2 separate regions of the Homo sapiens genome follow, and region 1 is linked to region 2. Evidence: read pairs that join two places in POLR2A ChIA-PET (ENCODE). Cell type or tissue: Caco-2. All regions are shown on one strand. Links, peaks and the distances in the headings refer to the core of each region. The heading gives the core; the rest is flanking DNA. Region 1 overlaps AHCY (adenosylhomocysteinase). Region 2 overlaps PIGU (phosphatidylinositol glycan anchor biosynthesis class U).

Region 1 (2,902 bases), core at 237-2,736, 290 kb after region 2:
TGAAGTGATTTGCCCAAGGTCACACAGCTGGCAAGTGGCAGAGCCAGGGTTTGAACTCAGATCTATCTGGCTCCAAGTTGTGTCCTGACCACTGCTGAGTTTTCAGAGGGGCCGGAGGTGGCTGGGGATGGGAGTTGGGAAGGAGGTAGTTTTGGCTCTGCCAGAGTTGTTCCCTGGAGCAGGTACCAGTTGGGAAGTCCAGGCCCTGATGTGCCACTCACCCTCCAGTGTATGCCTGGAAGGGCGAAACGGACGAGGAGTACCTGTGGTGCATTGAGCAGACCCTGTACTTCAAGGACGGGCCCCTCAACATGATTCTGGACGACGGGGGCGACCTCACCAACCTCATCCACACCAAGTACCCGCAGCTTCTGCCAGGTGAGCAGGGCGGGGCAGGTGGGCTGGGTGCTGGTGGCCTGGGTGGGGCCTGTTTGCCCACATGATGGCCGCAGGCCTGGCAGGACTCCCATCACCTCAAGCAGCAGGATCTGGAAGATGGGAGGATGGCAGGCTCTGGCATTCATGCTGGGGCCTCCTGACTTCTGAGGGTGCGAGGCTAGGGCAGCTGAGCTGATGGCCCAAGGGCAGGCACAGACAGGGCCATGGTTGGGAATAGCTGGGAGGGAGCCAGCTTTGTTCAAAGCAGGTACGCAGAGTGCAGAGGCCCTGAGGCAGGAATGGCTGGAGTGTTCAGGAAACAGAAAAGAGGCCCACAGGATAGCAGTGAGCAAAGGGAGCCTTCACTGCGGGTATGGTGTGAACTTCGTGAAGACCAGATGTGTCAGGGCCTAATAGGCCAATAGAAAAGTGTTTGACCTGATTTGCAGAGCAAGGGGAAATAACTGGAGGGCGTTGAGAAGATTTCTCTGAGAAGATACATGTTAGAAATGGCTGCTGCATGGAGGATGGGTTGTGGTAGGGAGACTGGGAAGAAGCGACAGGGTCACGGACTAGAGCAGCGGCAGTGAGAATAGAGAAGCTGGGAGTTGTTCGGAGGCAGAGTCACTAGGCCTGGTGGTGGCTTCCCTGTAGGAGGGCGTTGGGGACTCCTCCCTCACGCGGGTCTGGGTGATTGGGGGGCCTGTGGGATCAGTCACAGAGATGGGAACCCAGAAAGAGGAATGGCTTTAGGGGGTAAAGATGAGGAATTTGCATGAGCACAGGTGTGGCATCTCTGAGGCTTGTCCTGTCCCCTCTTGTTTAGGCATCCGAGGCATCTCTGAGGAGACCACGACTGGGGTCCACAACCTCTACAAGATGATGGCCAATGGGATCCTCAAGGTGCCTGCCATCAATGTCAATGACTCCGTCACCAAGGTGAGCCGAGGGGCAGTGACAGCTCCCGCTACAGTGGCTGCAGCTCAGGACGAGGCCTCTGAAGAAGAGTGCCCAGGAAGGCTGAGATTAGGGACATGAAGCCCTCATTTGAGGGGGCAAAAGCGGTTATAGACAGGCTAATGAGTGCGTTTAAAAGGGGTGTCAGAGCTGGGTGTTAGGAGCTTTATGGCTTTGGGAAGAAGAGCTTTCAAGTTAAGCAAGGTCTTTGACCGGGCAATCTCTCCTAGTAACTGATGCCTAGGAAGGCTCCACACTGGCAGAGAAAGATTAGAGAGAAGCTCTTTGAGCCGATCGGGGTGAAGGGCTTGTGGGGGCATTGGGTGCTGGAGGGGTTCAGCCCAGGCCGGGATGCTTGGTGGGCCCATGATGCCTGGGCTCTTCAGAATACTCTGAGGCCAAGTTGTCCTGGCCCCAGGGCCTTGCCTGCCCCTATTGTCTCCTTACCCCCTTTCCTTTCAGAGCAAGTTTGACAACCTCTATGGCTGCCGGGAGTCCCTCATAGATGGCATCAAGCGGGCCACAGATGTGATGATTGCCGGCAAGGTAGCGGTGGTAGCAGGCTATGGTGATGTGGGCAAGGGCTGTGCCCAGGCCCTGCGGGGTTTCGGAGCCCGCGTCATCATCACCGAGATTGACCCCATCAACGCACTGCAGGCTGCCATGGAGGGTAGGATAGGGCAAGGGTTGGTTGTCAGCCACTGGGGCCAGAGGGAGGGGCAAGGCCACCGTAGATGACCCACAGCCACTGTCTCTGCACAGGCTATGAGGTGACCACCATGGATGAGGCCTGTCAGGAGGGCAACATCTTTGTCACCACCACAGGCTGTATTGACATCATCCTTGGCCGGTAGGTGCCAGATGGGGGGTCCCGGGGAGTGAGGGAGGAGGGCAGAGTTGGGACAGCTTTCTGTCCCTGACAATCTCCCACGGTCTTGGGCTGCCTGACAGGCACTTTGAGCAGATGAAGGATGATGCCATTGTGTGTAACATTGGACACTTTGACGTGGAGATCGATGTCAAGTGGCTCAACGAGAACGCCGTGGAGAAGGTGAACATCAAGCCGCAGGTGAGAAGCTCCCGCCTTGCCAGTGGGCTGGGCAGATGGGAGTGCAGAGGAGTGCTGGCTGCCAGGGAGGAGAGCTGAGGAGATGGTGGCAACCTGTGCAGGGGGATGGGGAGAAGAGGGCCTAGCATCAGAGCCAGCCAGACGTGGCAACCTTATCCTGTGGGCAGCCGGCATCCCTGAAGGTATCAGGCAGGTGAGCTGTATGTGGTGAGGCTGTAGTTTTAGAAAGATCACTCTAGCTACTGTGTGCAGAATAAAAGCAACAATGGCGGGTGGTGGGGAGAGAGGCTTTTAGAGGAGGCTCGTAGAATCCCTGCAGGGGATGATGGCAGCCTCAGCTTAGGGAGTGCTGGGGTGGATGGACGGCATGTGGGGTCAGGATGGAGGCAGAGTAACAAAGGACACAGCTTTGGCCGGGCATGGTGGCTCACACCTGTAATCCCAGCACTTTGGAAGGCCGAGATGGGCGGATCACCTGAGGCCAGGAGTTCGAGACTA
Region 2 (2,902 bases), core at 218-2,717:
CCCAGCTACTCTGGAAGCTCAGACAGGAGAATTGCTTGAACCCAGGAGGCAGAGGTCACAGTGAGCCAACATTGTGCCACTGCACTCCAGCCTGGGCGACAGAGCAAGACTCCATCTCAACAAAAACAACAACAACAACAACAAAAATTAGCCAGGTGTGGTGGTGTGCCCCTGTAGTCCCAGCTGCTTGGGAGGCTGAGGCAGGAGGATGACTTGAGCCCGGGAGTTTGAGGCTTCAGCGAGCTGCTTGTGCCACTGCACTTCTGCCTGGATGACAGGCGGAAGTGCATGTCTCAAAAAAAAAAAAAAAAAAAAAAAAGAACAGGAGTTGTGGAGGGGAGTGTGTTTGGAAAAAGTGTATCTGGTGGAATGTCTCCATCAACAGCCCAGTGACAGGTCCTCCACAGGGACTCTGGATGGTTTAGTTGGGAGGCTGGCCACCTGCAACTGTTTAATCTCCTGATCTGTTTCCCTCCAAAGGATGTGTGGAGTCCTCTTCTGCAGTCTAAGAGAGCTGATAGATGTTAGGCCTGCTCCATTCCAGGTGCCTTTCTAGACCCTCTGAAACATAATCATACCTAACCTAGCAACTCCTGGAGGTAGGCGTTAGATTCTTATCACTCCCATTTTATAGTTGAGGAAATCGATGCTCAGAGAGGTGGGATGATTTTCCCAGTCACACAGCTAGTAAGCAGTGGAGCTGGGATTTAGACTCAGGTTTGTCTGGCTCCAGAATCTATGCTTATCCCCCTGCACCATGCCAAGCTCCGGAGAGATTGCTTTTAGTAGCCTCCGGAAATGGTTCTATTATCCTAGCTTCAGATAAGGGAAAACAGACACAGACAGGTACAGATACGCCTAGATGGTCTGGGGAACCTGAAAGAGTTTGATTTAGGTTTCAAGAGCTCAAGTTCTCTGTCCTAACCTTCCTGCCATTCTCCATGGTCTGTGCACCAATGCACGTGGTTCCCATTCTGTAAAATCTCAAAAGCTGATGCTTCCTTCCCATGACACAGCCTTGGCCTGGCTTCTGACAGAACACCCTCCTTCCATGGCCTGGCAGGCTCCGGAACTCTGGCAGCCTTGCCCAGCTGAGCTCTCCAGCTGTCTGTGGTCCACCTTCCCTGTCCTTGTTCCGGTTAGGCCCAGCCATGGGGTGAAGAGGAGCAGGGATCCCAGGGCACCTTTCCGCACTGGCCGTGCAGCCAGCTCTCCGGCAGCTTTTATTGTCTGCATGCAAAGCCACACATTGCTCCTGGCTAGGCAATAATGTCACCATTTTATGACCTAAGCCAGGCCCACACAGTTGTGGGGACAGAAAATATGAAGAGACCTGCTCTCCCTGCTGTCTTCTCTTCTGCCTGGGTATGAAGCTCTACCTAAGCTCTCCTGCCCCCTGCAAGATTTGTTTCCAGTGCCAGCTTTGTAGGAACAGGGCCCTTCAGGCCACCCCAGTCCCTGTGCAGTGCTGCAGGAGGCTGTAGTCTGTTTTTTTGTCACCGCATTTTCACCAGCCTTTTCATAGAAATGTTGCCGTTGTTACCAGCTACCTGAAAAGCCTGAAGCCAGTGATGTGGATTGTGTTTAGGAAGATGTTCACACTGAGCTATAGCTGGACGCTTCTTAGAGGCTACAGGGCTGCACGCCTTTGCCAAGCTGCGTTTCTGAGGCACTTGCTGCACAGCAGCACTGGAGCATTCTGGGTGTGGACATGTTTGTCTGCACATCTCAGATTCATACCCATTGAGTCACCCTGACCTTTGACCTGCAAGACAAAAAGGTCATTAATCTCTGAAGAAAACCTTCATGGGCTAGGCATCTAGGTACTGTGCAGAAGTAGGCCATGTGCATGTGGTTGAAATGTAGCTGAGGAGGGTATAGATCCAGCCTCTCCCTGTTGGCTTCCCTTTAGCACTTGGTCAGCTCTCGGAGGGGCACCGAGATTGAGCTCTGTCCCCCAACTCTCTCCTGACCAGAGCTTGGAAGTGTGATCAGCACTCAGGAGAATGGTATTGGGCGTGATTAAGAGCTCTGGAGACAACTCCATCGCTTACTAACCTACTCAGTCAGTGCACTTCTCTGAATCTGTTTCCTCATCTGTGAAGTACAGGTGAGAGGATTGCCTACTTTTTTTTTTTCTTTTTGAGACAAGGTCTCACACTGTGTCATCCAGGCTGGAGTGCAGTGGTTGATCATGGCTCACTGCAGCCTCAACCTCCTGGCACCAGCAACCCTCCCACCTCAGCCTCCTGAATAGCTGAGATTACAGCCATATGCCACCACACCCGGCTAATTTTTAAATTTTTTGTAGAGATGAGATTTCACTATGTTGCCTAGGCTGGTCTCAAACTCCTGGGCTCAAGCCATCCTCCTGCCTCAGCCTCCCGAAGTGCTAGGATTACAGATGTGAGCCACTGCGCCTGGCCCAGGATTGCCTGCCTTGAGGGGTGGTTGAGATGTGGTGAGGATCACGTGAGAGGATGCAGGAAAAGGACTTTACACAGAGGGAGTTCAGGAGAGGATACCCATTGCTATCACTTATTATTAGGTTAAAATAATAATTGAAACTGCTATTAGTTTAAGTTAACAAGAATAGTCCCAGCCCTTAAGAACTGAAAAGCTCTGTGCAGTTCACAGTTCTCTTCCTGGAAAGAAGTTCATCGCACTATGGGTCTGTAGACCCTGCTGACCATGTTGTTAGAGAAAAAAGGCATCAGCAAGGAGGCACTTCCTGCCTTGCGTCCAATTGTCAGAGGGGCCTCTGGCAAGGGAGGCTGCCTAATTATCCTGCCAAGCAGTCATTTAAGCCCAGTCATAAAGAATGCTGACTTCATTTGTTTTCTTCCTCTGTGGCTCCTAGGGGAAGGCCCAGAGCTGGCAGAGGCAGAGGGGGACTGTTGAT

What was found. Peaks named below come from ENCODE experiments on the same cell type or tissue, not always from the same donor. Only the 100,000 strongest peaks of a DNase experiment are listed, where the experiment ranks them.
Region 1: POLR2A ChIA-PET joins it to region 2 with 10 read pairs; 2 of 35 experiments call an interaction of 5 or more read pairs at or near these places.

Annotation. Positions count from the first base shown.
Region 1 is chr20:34,289,834-34,292,735 of GRCh38, reverse strand. It overlaps AHCY (adenosylhomocysteinase), which reads left to right. Exons shown (of 10, transcript NM_000687.4): 4 at 229-378; 5 at 1,205-1,317; 6 at 1,798-2,005; 7 at 2,098-2,185; 8 at 2,287-2,404. Among named protein-coding and RNA genes, the nearest start is that of AHCY, 12 kb to the left of the region's middle. In Caco-2, for the core only: no CTCF peak of the experiment used is centred there; no DNase peak of the experiment used is centred there.
Region 2 is chr20:34,581,922-34,584,823 of GRCh38, reverse strand. All of the region lies in intron 9 of PIGU (phosphatidylinositol glycan anchor biosynthesis class U), which reads left to right. Among named protein-coding and RNA genes, the nearest start is that of MAP1LC3A, 25 kb to the right of the region's middle. RefSeq lists enhancers at 628-1,127, 1,128-1,629. In Caco-2, for the core only: no CTCF peak of the experiment used is centred there; a DNase peak (open chromatin) is centred at 1,713.